Regions from separate parts of the Homo sapiens genome. Here region 2 is linked to region 1. A link is an interaction called in ENCODE POLR2A ChIA-PET data of the cell type or tissue named here. Cell type or tissue: endothelial cell of umbilical vein. All regions are shown on one strand. Each heading gives the region's core, and the rest is flanking DNA. Links, peaks and the distances in the headings are about the cores only.

Region 1 (8,341 bases), core at 76-8,075:
AACAGGATTTTTTAAAAGATTTTTTAAAATAATTCATACCTTTGTTGATTCCACTTGTGCCATTTGCAATTTAACATCAGAAAATAATCATTCCAAATGGTTCTCCCTGCTATGATTCACCACGGTGAATGATTCTGCCACTCACAGCAAATCAGAGAATGGTTTGGAATGGCTTATTTTCCTGCTCCAATAAACTATGACTAGGCATTCAGCAGATTTTTCTTTTGTTTCTTATTATTTTGCAGAGTCGAGAAAAATATGAAAAATAAAAGAAATAACTGAATGGCCCACTGCTTTCAAAACGTATTTAGTCTTGCTCACTTATGTCAAATCTATTATAATTCACCTCCATCCTGCTGTTTTTCTAGTGTTTTCCATATCATGGAACCCTCACCAGTAGACGCCCATTCTCTTTCGGACCCCAAGGCATGGCTTACCTTTTCCTATAAAACTCTAAGTGCTCACTGCCAAAATAGATGTGTGTGATAAAATTAAAGTATTTCACTGGCCTTTGGTTCTGGAAATAATTGGCACAAATCTCCTTTGTTGCATTAATTGTATATCATTGTTTATCCAGCGAGTATCTCAGCACCCACTTAGCCATCTGGGCCTCAGCCCAGAAAACTGACTTACATGAAATAACAATGAGGCCTTTTGACAGTTTTCAATACACTGCTTTAATAATTTTTTCAATTGTATACTTTTCCTGATTCAGGAGTCTAAAATCAGTAACTACAAAGAAACAGCTGCTACAATTCTCTTTATCCTCCTACTCTCATCCTTAAGATTCCAGGAATCATCGGTCAGAAGTATTCAACTTACCAATGCTTAAACCTTTGGGAAAAAAGCATCTAGATTCCCTCTCAACCCCAGACATCTAGAAAAAAACAATAATGAATGATGATAGACCCAGTCAGAGAGAACTATCTTCTCATCATTTTTCATGCTAATGTATAAAGTTACTGATATTCTACAATCCTCTGTCTTCTCAAAGCATCTACACACACACACACTATACACACACACGCGCACACACACACACACACACACAAGTATGCATACCCAGAATCTCCTAAGCTAGGACTGCCAACAACCCACTAGCAGGGGCGAAGTTTGGATGCCAAAAGACATTGTATTGTCAAAGCTAGAGTTACATGAGGTACACTTTGCATAGAAATAATGTTATAAATGAAGATCATATAAACTTGGTTTATCTATTTAATTTATATCACTTTTCATAGCCGGGCTCTATATTCTTGACTGGGTGAAGATATAAATGAACTAGTGGGCTCCAAACTGTCTTGGTCAAACAATACATTAAAAATTATCATGAGCATATTCATCATGTATGTGTGTGTGTATGTATTTACAAATTATATAGGTATTCTGCTGTGATGCAAACTCACAAAAAATAATACTAGGATAAGAAAGAAATAATATACATAGGCATTCTACTATACGTCTGTAAACTCCACACCTGCACACCTCCTGGGGTGTACACTTTCCATTTTGAAGCTCCAGTGATATACCATGTTCTGCCCTTTAACAGTTATTTGTTTGGTGGGTGAAAACAATATATCTGCCACTTTTATGCAGCATTTTATACTTCATAAAGCATTTCATACACATTATCTAAAATAGTCCTCACAAACACCTTCTCCTCATTTTATAGACTAGGAATTTAAGTAACGTAAGTGCCTAAGATCACCCAAATGGACTGTGGCTAAACTAGATTTGAAACCAGGGCGATACTACAGATATACGACAGATTAAATGGGTTTTTATGTGCCAGTCTGGAAACCACACCACCACTTACAATATTACTTCCAAGGGAAAATGCTTTCTGAGTTCTAATTAACTGACTTGTAAAGGAACTTTTCGAATATAGGTCATACATTCAGGACTAGATGTATTACATATTTTCAAATAAATGTTTTTTTCATACAGGATAATCTGAAACTTTTATTATACCACTAATGCCAAAAAGTAAATCATATAAACATAAAAGCCCTACCAAGCAGTGCTGAGATGCCCATGTTCTATAAGACAGTCACCCAATGCTCAGGGCAGCATTTCTACCTTTACTTGTATAACCAATTTCATGTCCCGAAATTAATGAACCACATTCCCTTATAAGTGTTTAAGAATCAGTAAAATTTTATTTATAATTATTAAGCTTGTAAGTGTTATGCTTTAGCTCTGGAAAATTATCTTTTTCTTTTAAAGCCAAAAAGTTGCAAATGCAAGAAAGAAAATGCCTGTAATGAATGGTGCTTTGGGTCAGAAAGGTGACTAGAGAAACCAAAGTATTTTTGTTTTCCCTCTGCCAAAGGTGACTTAGATACTTAGACTTATGCTGGACTCCCTTGAGTCTTCTTGAACCCTGCTTTCTTAGATTGCCAGCATTGATTAAGTAATATTTTTACTTTTAATATTTAACAATGCATTTTACTTTATAAAAAATTTATATCCCCTTTGGCCCATAACCTGACTTCTGTGAACTTAATCTAAGAAAATAATATAAAATTATCAAAACATTTTAGACAGAAAGTATTTCTTCATAATGTTACTTACAAATTGAAAATTTAAAAGCAACTTGAATGTTTAACAATAAATGACAGAAATACTCAATGATATAGCATACTTCTGTTTAAAATGATGGCTACAAAAGCCATACAGAAGCATCAAAAAATAAATTTAGATATATTAATTGATAAAAGCAGGATATAGACCATGTGTGCATTATACTTACAATGACAATAATATCATAGGAAAAAAACAGACTAGCAGCAAATGGGCCTAAATGAATCAATGTTTTGGTTAAAGATAGTAGAATTTTGGGTGACTTTTTTTTCTATATTTTCTAATTTTCTCTGAGGTGGGTATTTTTATAACTAAAAAGAGGTTTCTACAAACGGCATCTGATGATTTATAAGGAATTTCTACAAATCAATAAGAAAAATATAAATATCTCTAATCAAAACTAGGGAAATATGAACAAACAATTCAGAAAAGGAAATCCAAATGGTAATAAAATGAAAAGAGGTTCAATCTTCTCTAGTAATCAGAAAAATTTTAATTAAATTAAAATAATAAAATATAATTCCATGTCATAATATTAACAAAAATTTAAAAGTTTTATAATTTTCGATGTAAGGGTATATGAATATTGGAGCTTTCATACACAGTAAGTAAGAGTAAAAATTTGTACAATCACTTTGGAGACTAACCTGGTAACATCTAATAAAGCACATAAGAGTCACAACAATGTTCATTGTGACATTATTGATAATAGTAAAAAGTTTAAAATGACATGCATTTCTAGCAATAGGGAAATAGATAAATAAATCATGATATTTTCATATGATGAAATATTATAAAGCAATAAAAATGAAAGAATTTGACCTATATGGAACATCACAGATAAATCACAAAAGCATACTGTTGATAAGGGAAAGAAGATCAGGATAATATAAACAGTTGGTCCCATTTAAATAAAGTTTTAAAGCATACAAAACAATGCTATTTTATAACTACATATGTTATAGCAGTAGTGTAAAAATATGCATGGGATAGCTAAACACCAAATTCACGATAATGACAACTTTGGAAAGGAAGAAAAACAAATGGGATTCGGGGTTGTGAATCCAGAGGACCTAAGTTCTAATCTGTAATGTAAAACACACACCACACACAGGCACGCACACTTAATCCATCTGAAGCAAGATTAGCAAAGGATTATTAAAGACAACTGAATGCGTATTTGCAGATACATAGGTGTCCATTATTTAGTCTTTTTTTCTTAATATTTAACATAAAACATTGTAAAGAAACAATGAGCACCTAGGCTGGGCATGTGTGCTCACACCTGTAATCCTAGCACTTTGGGAGGCCTAAGAGGGCAGATCACTTGAGACCAGGAGTTCAAGACCAGTCTGGCCAACATGGTGAAATCCCATCTCTACTAAAAATACAAAAATTAGCCCGGCATGGTGGTGTGTGCCTATAGTCCCAGCTACTTGGGAGGCTGAGGCAGGAGAATCGCTTGAACCTGGGAGGTGGAGGTTGCAGTGAGCCGAGATTGCTCCACTGCACTCCAGCCTGGGTGACAGAGCAATACTCAAAAAAAAAAAAAAAAAAAAAAAGGAAAGAAAGAAAGAAAAAAAAAAGATAGAAAAAGAAACAATGAGCACCTAAAACATTCTTTATTGGAAACAATAAAATTCTCTTGCAAGGGTCCAGAATCTTATCTCTAAACAAAATAAACAGAGTGCTCTCAATGAAATAAACAGTGGTTAGAACTGAGATAGATTCATAGAGGATGATCTAGGTAAGTAAAGTCGTTTGCAGTCTCTCCGGTCCTGCTTCTACTTGCTGTGAGGTGTGGCATGTTAGAAATGTTGTTTCTGCCTTCATATTTGGCTGGGGAAGTGGGGCAGGGAGACAACCCAAAAAAGATTGCAGCGTATTATGGTGGAGGGGCTCACCCTCAAAAAACTCCGACGCCGCAGTTTAAAGTGCTTCAGCTACGTGTATTGATGTTTAATTGTGTAGCAACATGAATTTGGTGTCTTAACCTTTCCGCCTCCTGGAAGATATTGAGTTATCCAACCCACAAAACCCTGGAGACTCTCAAGGCTTCCCAAAACCCCAAACTCTCCAGAAAGGAGCCATGCTTGGAAGGACTAGTGAATTTCATGTCTGTGAAAAGCCATCTTCAACAGTCTGGGGGGCTGCTTATCACATAGAAATGCTGGTAGGGGGCTGGGTGCAGTGGCTCATGCCTGTAATCCCAGCACTTTGGGAGGCCAAGGCGGGTAGATCACCTGAGGTCAAGAGTTCAAGACCAGCCTGGCCAACATAGTGAAACCCCATCTCTACTAAAAATACAAAAAAATTAGCCAGGCGTGGTGGCAGGCACCTATAATCCCAGCTACTTGGGAGGCTGAGGCAGGAGAATTGCTTGAACCCAGGAGGTGGAGGTTGCACTGAGCCAAGACCATGCCATTGCACTCCAGCCTGGGTGACAAGAAAAAAGCTCCATCTCAAAAAAAAAAAAAAAAAAAATGCTGATAAGGAAGAAGAGATGATTGCTTTGAAAGGGGTCACATTCTAAGTCTGTTCTTGGAGGCAATGATTATTCTTTTGTTCCAGCAGAGGGTGCACCCTGGCAGACAAGTCAGAATCCTATGGTAATTGGCATGCAAAGAGACATCACCAGCAGACTGCTCTGCCCTGGAGAACAGGCATGGGGGTGAGCAGGTTCATAAAACCAACTCCACCTTCTCAGGCCAACACTACCACCATGTACAACTGTAACTGGCCTGCGCCATCTCCAAAAACTAAAGCAGCAGGTTTATTCATTGAAACTTAAATCCACATAATAGAAAACTTTGATATTGACATATCCCATGTTTTGATCTACTATTCCCTTGAAAACATCTTTTGTGAACAAATATCCCAAAACAGTCAAGCCCAACCAGCCTGAAATGTGTGTTGTTTGACCTTTTGGCCATCTAGTCTGCATCTGGAGGTAAATTTGGAAAGTGGAGCAAATCTACTGAAAGATTGACCCTCCTCCTTCCTGAATATCCCGGAAGCTTTTTGGAATTCAACTTGCAAGTCATGCTTCATTCGAGGAACTTGATTATAATAGTTCCGGTGTGAAGGGTGCTGGACAGGACACTACGCGGACATCAGGCATAGCGATTCACACATTCCTCTACAAAGAGCTTCAGGTGTTTTTAGAACAAAATGAAAGAAAATGAAGCTGAGTCAGTTCTCAAAACTGTCCTCCTGTCATAAGATTCACCAGAATTACTCACAGTTATCACAGTCATTCTCAGAAATGTCAAGTGTAGGTGCTCTTCCGGGCCTTCAGAATGGTTCTTCCTCTCTCAGTCTCCTCCCTCTATTTGGAATGGCCCAGAAAAACAGTACACTGACCAAGAGCCCCATCTAAAATCAATTGTTTGCTTAAAAATGGCTACCATAATATATAGTGGTTACCAAAGTGTGTCTTATCAAAGATGATTATTTTATAAGAAAGACAGATCTTTTCAATAAAGGGAATAACTAACAGCATTAGAAAAAAATTGAAGAAAAGGTGTAGAGTAAATTGCAATAATCTTGACCATGGGGTAATTAATATTTTTTTAAAAAGAAAAAACTTATTTCAATCACTAAGACGACTCAAACATACAAGACATCTACTTGTATTCAAAAGACTAAATGTCACATATATGAACCAGCCAAGACTCACCATCTGAGAGTTAAACATTATAAAAAGAAAAGTCTTAAGCTTAATTCTCCTAGTCTATGCCTGCTTCAAATTAACATAATAAAGAATCAGAATATAGGAAAAAAGTAGTAAAAGCCCTGTTAAAGAAAAACAATGCACATATGCTTATTGGGATGTAAAATACAAATAATCTATATATGAAATAAATATATTTCCAAATCAAATAAGCTATAGATGTGATAAAATATTTCCAAATTTTATCATATATTTAAATCCAGGTTTCCACAGCAGGTCTTAGGTTAGTCAAATAGAGTTTACTATAATTCAAGTGCCCCCCCAAAAAATACTTTAGCAAGAGCTACTTATATAAAAAATGGTATTGCCCATGCAAGTCCAATGAAACAAGTTTCCTGTTTGAAATATCAAATTTAATTACCAAAATCTCCATTTTTTTCCTCTGAACACTAAAAGGTTTCATGTAATGAGGTTCAATTTAAAGAACTCTCTTCACTACATGATTTCATCTCACTTAAAAACCATAGCGCTTCAGGTGTCCAAACAAATGCTGCAAACTAAACCTGGACACACATACTCACAGAGCCTTCCCCAATCCCAGGAGAAATTTATACATGAAGATCCTTCTGTTTAGCCAGGTGAACTCTGCTAGAAATTCATATTAAAGAGAACTTTGAAGAAGGATGGTACAGGAGAACAGGTGCAGCAAAGGCACCATGTATTGAGCATCTTTTATGCGCCTCTCATTTTAAGTGTTTCATCTCATACAATCCTTACAGCCACCCCTGAGGTACACACAATTGCCCCCAGTGGACAAAAGAAGAAAGGAAAGCTCAGTGTGGCTGAGTGTGCTGCCCAAGGTTACACAGTGGGGAGGGGTGTCCAGGGTCTGAACTCCACGAGGGGAGAACTACCTTCCAATTCCGAACCCTGTGCCTAGCAAGCACCAGGGGCAGGGGAGGCATTTGATAAATGTTTGTTGAATTGAATATGACTGTAAGGCCTATCTACTTTGGAGCATCCTGGAGAATGGTGTCAGAAAGCCCAAATGCAATGTGAGGGATAACAAGGAGGGGTAGTCCACGCAGTCTAGGGTGAACCAAGTAACTTCACCCGGGCTTTCCTCGGATCCACTGCCCCCTCCTCACTCACTGTCTTCTCACCATTATCTCTGTCCAGCTCTGGACATCTGTCTGGGTTTGCTCTCTCAAGGTTGCTGCCAGCCTTGGCTGGACCTAAGGCTGCTTATCCTTCACCTCACTTTTCAAGGGAGCTGGTAACCATAAAAATACTGCCCAGCCATGGCTTCCATCCTTTAGCTATTTGGGATTACCCAGGCCCTGAGACTTCCCAGCTTCCCACTGACAATGTTGTTTCAAAGTCCCAGGACTTTGCAGGAAATCTCTGGGAATGGAGCTCCAGAAAAATCTGGGTGGTCAGGCTTGTGTTGCTTTCATAGATGGGTTTTAGTGAGAGAGTTTGAATCTGCCTAGAGTGTACACCTCAAGTAGTTATTAGAAATATCTGTTAGTAGTTTGTGTTCTCCAACAGGGGCATATGAGGGAGTCAGGGAGGTTTGGCAGCCCCTAGCATGCACACCACTGGTAACCTGGTGGATCAGTTAGTTTTCACACTCCTTTAAAGAACTATGTGAGACTGGGTAATTTATAAAGAAAAAAGGTTTAATCAACTCACAGTTCTGTGTGGCTGGGGAGGCCTCAGGAAACTTACAATTGTGGTGGAAGGCGAAGGGGAAACAAGGACCTTCTTCACATGGAGGCAGGAGAGAGAAAGAGCAATGAGAGGAACTGCCAAATACTTGTAAACCATCAGATCTTGTGAGAACTCACTCACTATCACAAGAACAGCATGGAGGAAACCACCCCCATGAGCCAACCACCTCCCACCAGGCTCCTCCCTCGACAAGTAGGGATTACAATTTGAGTTGAGATTTAAGTGGGGACACAGAGCCAAACCATATCACCTGGGGAAGAGTTTTAAGAGACTAATACATGAAGACTGTGGAAAGAGGTACCTGGGCATGCACCTTGTGGCAGAGCCTGAGCACCAAACAGCCTCAACCAC
Region 2 (8,341 bases), core at 309-8,308, 150 kb before region 1:
AAACTAGCCATATTTAGAAATACAGCTAGTGTACTTGCAGCAAACAATATGTCCATTTAGTACTTTCTAATACTTACTGTCATCCAATTTCTAATACTTAGGTACTTAACTGTTCCCCTTCCCCTAAATGTACTACCTCTTGAACTCTTAAAATCTCTCAGTATCTATTCACATGCAAGCATATGAGAAAAAGGGTGGTTGTACTTCTCAGGAGTGGCCCCCAAATTTCTACATCAGAGTAGCATATGGAAATGAATTTAATTGAACAAGGGTAAGGAGAAGGGGTTGAAGCTGGGTTTACAGAGCACTTTGCATAAGAATGAGAAAATGCCAACAGACTTCATCAAATAATTGGAAGAGGAGTGTGGAGAATGTTGAAGATTATGGGTTAGCTTGGGAAGACTTTCCTAGCCATGGTTAGGTAACACCACCCATACTTCTACACTATAATTTTGTTTAGCCATTAATGATATCTCATACATACACTTTGATTTTTTCCCCAATTAGCCATGTAGCTTTAAAAACCATAACATTTTGAAATAGTTCATCCTGACCAACAACTCAGGATATTCAACCATAATCTTTGTTTCCTAAACCAGAAGGGTAGATAAATAAGAACAATAGATTACGCTTTTGGAAAACCAGATCCTGTTCCTGGCACTGTCACTAATTAACTGGGAAATTCTGAACAAGTCTTTTCATCTCTCTGGGAATCTATTTCCTCATCTGTAAAATTACTGAATGCAGAGAGCCCCCAGGGTCCTTTCCAGCTTATATTCTATGAGTCCATCAATCTCTATGTGATTGTGGAAGTAAATTCCTTGAAAGAGCCACAAGTATAGCTGCTTTGTACCATAATCAGCAAAGTCCTGTCTGCATATAAACTCAAGAAAAGCGATTGAAGGCTGATGAAGATATCATTTTTAGTTTGTGTTATGAAGCTGGCTTGGATAGGAATTAGAACATGGAAAGCAATAAAGTTTTGAATTGTACTGAAAACTTACTATGTGCCAGACTGACACTCTCTTACGCATTTTACATCATTATCTTATTTAATGTCACCGTAAAACCTACTGCATAAATAGGTAACAGTCCCATTTGACAGATTTTAAAAACTAAGGCTCAGAGAGTTTATGTGTCTCACTTCATTAAAACCAGTCTTCTTGAGCCCAAGCATAATATCATAATATTCTCATATTATTCTATTTCAAGGTTATTTGGTTACTGTTTTTTTTTGTTTTTTTTTTTTAATGGAGTCTCACTCTGTCACCCAAGCTGGAGTGCAGTGATGCAATCTCGGTTCACTGCAGCCTCCACCTCTCCCGGATTCAAGAAATTCTCTGCCTCAGTCTCCCAAGTAGCTGGGATTACAGGCACCTGCCACCACGCCCAGCTAATTTTTTCTCATGTATTTTTAGTGGAGACAGGGTTTCACCATCTTGGCCAAGCTGGTCTTGAACTCCTGACCTCATGCTCCACCCACCTCGGCCTCCCAAAGTGCTGGGATTACAGGTGTGAGCCACTGTGCCTGTCCTATTTCAAGGTTATTCTAATAGTTCCATCGCTCCCACCATTTACAGTACCCAAACTATCAAATGACAAATAAACTCATTAAAATTTGACAATAACTAATATGTTTCTTTCCTTTCCAAAAGAAGGCTACTCACTTCTTGGCTTCACTTTGCTCCTCTCTATAAGGTTGGTTCAACCAACTCCAGGTAATTCTCTAACTTAAGATTTACACACATATTATATCAACATTAAAGGCTAACTTGTTAAAGCTTCATGAAAATTTAGAGAAAAGCCAGTCATCATTGATTATCTTACCAGTTCACAAAAACATTTTTTGTAATTTATTATTACTGTAATAGAACATTTGTTATTATTTCAATCAACTTCTAAGTGGGACCTGTAAGGAAAGTAAAAATCGAAATAAAACTACAACAAAATGTACTCTTGACATGTTGGCAGTCTTCTCAAGAAGGGCTTGCTACTTATATCTTAAACACCTCAAACTAATTGTAAAATACTTCCTCACACATAATCCAAAATAATAACTTCTGAGGATATTTCTACTTAGGATTTTAATCCAAAATTAGGAGAGGAAAGAAATACCTGTCTATCTATCCATATGGAAACATTTACCTATCTATATTCCACAGATGCACTGACAAGGAATTCAGGCATTAGGAGAGTCTTTATATTGTTATATGTAATCAAATCACCAGTCATCAGACTCTTCTCCAAGGAATTCCACTTCTTGATGGTTATCCAGAATACTGTGACATTGACATGCAAAATCCAAGTTTGGATCCATCTACTTATTGGCCTCAGAAATTGATCATGTTTGGGAAAATTCCAAGATTTAGAGATCTGCACCAACAGTGTTAACAAAGAGCAGGATATAGTGTGATTTCCATTGCTGCAGTCATAGTCTGTGAAATGCCAATATTCTGCATATCTTCAAAGAACAGAATCTGTCTCCAAAAACTGTACAAAATAGCCCACTACAAAGGAAAATCCTTCAAGATCTTTGCTATTGAACGAGGACCAGAAATAAGAGGAAAACTTCCGAGAACAGTATAAAAATGACAGATATAAGAGGAGGCCAAGCATGCCATGAAATGAGACACTTTTTGCTGACAGATGAGCACCTTTGAACTCTAACCCAATAAAAGAATTAGCACTCCCAATGTATAATCAGTACAGCAAGCAAAATATGTCAACACATGATAGGCAGGATAATCAATCGACATGCGAGGTAGGAAACAGCCAGACTAAATAGCAACCCAGTCCCACTGAGCCAGACAGGCCTTCCTGCTCCTTCAATTTCTCATACCACAGGGACCAGGAATTAATATGCAGTAAAGGAAAACTTCTGGTAAGTAAAACAACAGAGCAAGAATGAAGAGTTCTCACTAAGAAGTGATTAGGATTCCCAAAACACGGTCTTGATGTCTTGATTTTTTTAGATGTGTTCTTTAAAGAACTTTCTCCTGTCAGATACTAAAAACTTTGAAATTATCAACCACAGTACTATTATTTATTCTCCTTTCCCATGAAGACTACAGAAATAGTAAAAAGAGCAGGCACTACGGACATAAACAGAGCTAGCTTTTAATCCTGGTTGGCTGTATGCTAACCACTGACCTCAAGCAAGTAACGTAAGCAGGCTGGGCCTCAGTTTTATATTCATCTGTTAAAAACAGAAGAATAACACTTTTTAAAAGGAGATTTGTGACAATTAAAAAAAAAACAGAATAGGTAAAGTGTCTTATTCAACACAGATTTGATATTGGCAATCCCAGTCTCCTCACAGCTAGCATGGTGTTTCCAACCCTGTGAGTGCTTAAGAAATGTGGAGATGCCACATATATTAAATAATAAACTCACAGACCACAACAGAGTAATGTAGTTTCAGACATGCTTAAGAAGGGGGGAAATTGGCCTAGGTTAGAATGCCCTATTTACCATAGCTCTGCAACAGTGAGAGAGTCACCTAACCTCTCTGGGTCACAGTCAACTCATTTATAAAGTTGAGCAAATAATATCTCACCAACCTAAGGCCCGAGCTGAGAAGAGCGACTCTCACAGTTCCTTTCAGCTTTAGATCACTCATTGCAAATTATCTGTTGCTAGTTTATCTTATCTTATGCTCTAACTTGATAAAATCGAATAGAAATTGCTTCAATTCCTAAATCTACATCCCTTCAGGAATTTGAAAATGATTACTTTGTCTTATTTTGCTTGTGTTTTCCATTTTCCCAAAGGAGAGTTACTAGTGTTCTCTGCTTAAAATCACTTAGCAACTCTGCAGCATTTTCATGGCGTGGTTTGAATGGTTTTTGATAGCAATTTGTTTTAAAATATTATCCTCAACCTATCTAGCCCCAAACCACAGGTGAGTACATTTTGTAACATTTTACACTCATGCCATCTATATTTCAAGATTCTGCCTGCTTTAAACAGAGTAGTTTTGTGTGATGCAGTACTTTATTTTTCACTTATTTTAAATACATTTGTTTTTCAAATAGACGCTTTGCAAGAATGACTTTCCAGCTATACATTTTGAAACCCTCATAACTGTACTCCCATGACTTTAGCAGCACTTCAAAGGGCAATTTTCTTCACTGACCATGGCAAATACTATTTGAATTAGCTAACAATTTTTCTTTGGATTCATGAGACAGAAGAGCATGCATCCATTGAAGCTAGGCTGATCATTATAATTTTAACACTACTGAGAGGATAGTAACCTAAAGTCAGAGAAAACGCAATATTGTGGGCTTTCCTAAACAACTGCTTAAACTTGTTTCTCTTTTCTGACAAGTGTGGATATAGACAAATTCAGATATTCTAGTATTTATCATTCACCAATACTATGGCTACAAAAATGAAATCTGAGGCCTAATTTGCCTTATAATTCAGAAACTGAGGAGCTTTCAGACAGCAACAATAAGTCATTTTTCACGTTTATTTTCCATGCACATAAAGACACACCACTCTGCCATCAACATATCAGGCGAAATCAAAAATGGCTTAGCACAAAAATTACCCAGAGAATGGCCATCAGAAAAACAGTTGTGACAAAGCAACTATGCTAAAATTGTACCTTAACTTGAATTATATTTGCATTCATTTGCTTCCTAATACTTTTGGAGAACTTTGTGGAGAAAAGACTGGGCTTTTTGTTCAGTAGTTTTTAAAATATCAAACGTTCTGTCCATCAGCTATCCCTTCTTGGATGTGACAATGTGATAGAATAAAGACCGACTTTTCTTTTGGAACCTCATTGACATGGCCTTTGGCAGCTTACAAGACCTGTCTTCACTTATTGTGTCCTTTGTACCCTGATGCCTTCTTATAAGGAAGGACAATAAGAGAGGCCTATGACAATATCTCAACTTTTCCCCCTGGAGACTGAGATTCCATGGTTTTTTGTGAAATCCAGCATGAGTAATACTTGTTATCAGAGAAGAAAAGCGCTAGACAAATAGGAAACATCATTTGACATTTCTCCTCCACATTTACAAAGTTAAGTGAGTTGTGGAACTGTGCCTAGGAGGGAATAAATATCTCATCACAAACTAGACTCAACCAGTCGTGCCCATTGACGCCTATCAAAACACAGCCGCCCTTTTCCTTTCATTCTGCTTGGATTATTTAGATTTCTCTAAATGTTTTCAATGAACTCAAAGACTAGTTATTTCAGGACAAAATAATTGACAATGCAAAACATTGTCATTATTTTATTATCTGCAGAGTTGTCCAACGGTTAGCAAAAATTAAAAGGACTTACCCATAGTCCACAAAAACATGAAATGCTTAGTCTTCTATTTAGATAGAATCAGGGATAGAAATGAATTGTAAGCATAGCTCCTGCCCATTTTCCACTACTGAATTTAGTAATCTTGTCTATCTCCATATGAATATATGCATATACATAGGTTTGTGTGTGTGTCTGTATATATGTATCACCATTCCATATGCTAACAAATGTGGAAAGGTCCTTTACTTTCTTAGGATGAAACTATTAAACTACATATAAATATCTGAAGACTTTAGTAAGAGAAACTGAGCCTTTCAATTTTCATTTTCCAAATGACACTATTGCCAGAAAAAAAAATGTTTGGCAAAACTCTTTGCTTTCTAAGCATTAAGAAAAAGAAGGTCATAAAACCGAAAGGAAAGATATTGCTCTCTAAAGAATCCAAATCCCAAACTAACCACAAGCAGGAATGTTTATAAAAGTACTTTCTTGAAACTCTCTCTGTTAGATATTTCATGCTATAGAAAAATCCTTCTGTAAAGAACATCAGTATATCATGGACTCAGCTTGCAGGTTAAAACCCAAGGATAGGCACTGCACTGTGAATTTCCCTCCTGACTGTATGAAGAAGCTGTAGAGGAGATGTATGCTTGGTTTCCTGACGTCCGCACTCTGAGAGGCTCCACTAATCCAAATTGCATATTGTGACTCCAGATGGCATTTCCAATATAAGAACAATGACTTCTGCAAAAGCACCAAAGAGCCCAAAAGTTGCAAGGCCAGGTGCCATCCACACCTTACATAAATATTTATGTTAAAGAATTTCTGACTGGGCGCAGTGGCTCATGCCTGTAATCCCGGCACTTTGGGAGGCCAAGGTGGGAAGATCTTTTGAGGCCAGGAGTTCCAGACCAGCCTGGCCGACATGGCGAGACATTGTCTCTACTAAAAATACAAAAAGTAGCCAGGCATGGTAGTGCATGCCTGTGATCCCAGCTACTCAGGAGGCCGAGGCAGGAGAATCGCTTGAACCCGGGAGGCAGAAGTTGCAGTGAGCTAAGATCAAGCCACTGCACTCCAGCCTGTGCGAAAGAGCAAGACTTTATATAAAAATAAAAATAAGGCTGGGCACGGTGGTTCATGACTGTAATCCCAGCACTTTGGGAGGCCAAGGCAGGTGGATCACCTGAGATCAGGGGTTCAAGACCAGCCTGACCAACATGGCAAAACCCCATCTCTACTACAGACACAAAAATTAGCCAGGCATGGTGGTAGGCACCTGTAATCCCAGCTACTTGGGAGGCTGAGGCGGGAAAATCACCTGAACCCAGGAGGCGGAGGTTGCAGTGAGCCAAGATTGCGCCACTGCACTCTAGCCTGGGCAACAGAGTGAGACTCTGTCTCAAAAAAAAAAAAAAGGAATAAATAAAAATTAAAAAGATAAAAATAAATTAATTAAAAGTTTTTTTTAAATTTATTTGGGTTATTTTTATTACAATGATCTTACTCTTGAAAATCCATGCTGTTTTCCATAAAAAGAAAGATGATGTTCCCTGCGTTTCTCATCTGGCTTCTGTGACACTCCTTTGGCAATTCTTGCGTATGCCATCAAAATCATACCAGACAAATGCTCCTGAAAGCTACGATCTATTGATTTTCATAGAAGGATTTTCCCCCTACAGCTGACAAGGAAAACAAGCATCTTCCAAAGAAAATTAAGGTAAATGCCAAAATGTCTCATCTCTTCCCAGTATGAATCCTTTAAAAATATTAATTATAATAATGTTTGACTTCAGAAGAAAGGCAAAAAGGAAAAATTTGAGTCAGGTGTGAAGAACATTAGGAATATTATGATCTAAATAATATAATATAACTGAAACATATAAGAACATCACTAATTTTCATTTGACTATAAACCAACCACTGGCTTTTCAAATGATTGGAACAATCTCTCAGTTTGGGTTACAGCTTTTCTCTTCAAAAGTTTAAACTGTTCAGTTCAGTGACTGTTGAATTTCAGCTCCTGAAATACTGTATACCATTGAGCACTTACTTTTGTGTTTTATTCATGGTCAAGATAACACCAGTGACTTTAACAACCCCTGCACTTTATTCAAATTGTTTTAGAAAATATATAAAAGCAGATTTCCTTTTAAAAACATAGTTAGGAGGATTCCTGGGCAAGATGGCCGAATAGAAACAGCTCTGATCTGCAGCTCCCAGTGAGACCAATGCAGAAGGCAGGTGATTTCTGCATTTCCAACTGAGGTACCCAGTTCATCTCACTGGGACTGGTTAGACAGTGGTTGCAGCCCACAGAGGGCGAGCCGAAGCAGGGTGAGGCATTGCCTCACCTGCAAAGCGCAAGGGGTTGGGGAACTCCATCCCTTAGCCAAGGGAAGCCATGAGGGACCGTGCCATGAGGGACTGTGATTTCTGGCCAAGACACTATGCTTTTCCCACAGTCTTTGCAACCCACAGACCAGGAGATTCCATCAGGTACCTACACCACAAGTGCCCTCGGTATCAAGCACAAACCTGGGGGGCCATTTGGGCAGACACCAAGCTAGCTGCTAGCTGCAGGAGTTTTTTTTTTGTTTTTTTTTTTATTTTTTTTTTTGTACCCAAGTGGCATCTGGAACTCCAGTGAGACAGAACCAAACACTACCCTGCAAAGGGGGCTGAAGCCAGGGAGCCAGGTGGTCTTGCTCAGTGGATCCCAACTCCATGGAGCATAGCAAGCTAAGATCCACTGGCTTGAAATTCTCACTGCCAACACAGCAGTCTAAAGACGACCTGGGATGCTCCAGCTTGGTTGGGGGAGGGATGTCTGCCATTACTGAGGCTTGAGTAGGTGGTTTTCCCTCACAGTGTAAACAAAGCCACCAGGAGGTTTCGATTGGGCACAGCCCACCTCAGTGCAGCAAGGCCACTGTAGTCAAACTGCCTCTCTAGATTCCTCCTCTCTGGGCAAGCCATCTCTGAAAGAAAGGCAGCAGCCCCAGTCAGGAGCTTATAGGTAAAACTTCCATCTTCCTGGAACAGAGAACCTGGGGGAAGGGGCGACTGTAA

The links. Peaks named below come from ENCODE experiments on the same cell type or tissue, not always from the same donor. Only the 100,000 strongest peaks of a DNase experiment are listed, where the experiment ranks them.
Region 2: POLR2A ChIA-PET joins it to region 1 with 9 read pairs; 2 of 35 experiments call an interaction of 5 or more read pairs at or near these places.

What each region holds. Positions count from the first base shown.
Region 1 is chr3:169,558,018-169,566,358 of GRCh38, forward strand. The region is part of intron 1 of MECOM (MDS1 and EVI1 complex locus); the gene reads right to left. Among named protein-coding and RNA genes, the nearest start is that of MECOM, 100 kb to the right of the region's middle. RefSeq lists enhancers at 5,380-6,579, 5,743-5,792, 5,853-5,912. In endothelial cell of umbilical vein, for the core only: no CTCF peak of the experiment used is centred there; a DNase peak (open chromatin) is centred at 574; H3K27ac peaks cover 415 bases.
Region 2 is chr3:169,405,613-169,413,953 of GRCh38, forward strand. All of the region lies in intron 1 of MECOM (MDS1 and EVI1 complex locus), which reads right to left. Among named protein-coding and RNA genes, the nearest start is that of MECOM-AS1, 38 kb to the right of the region's middle. In endothelial cell of umbilical vein, for the core only: no CTCF peak of the experiment used is centred there; a DNase peak (open chromatin) is centred at 5,009.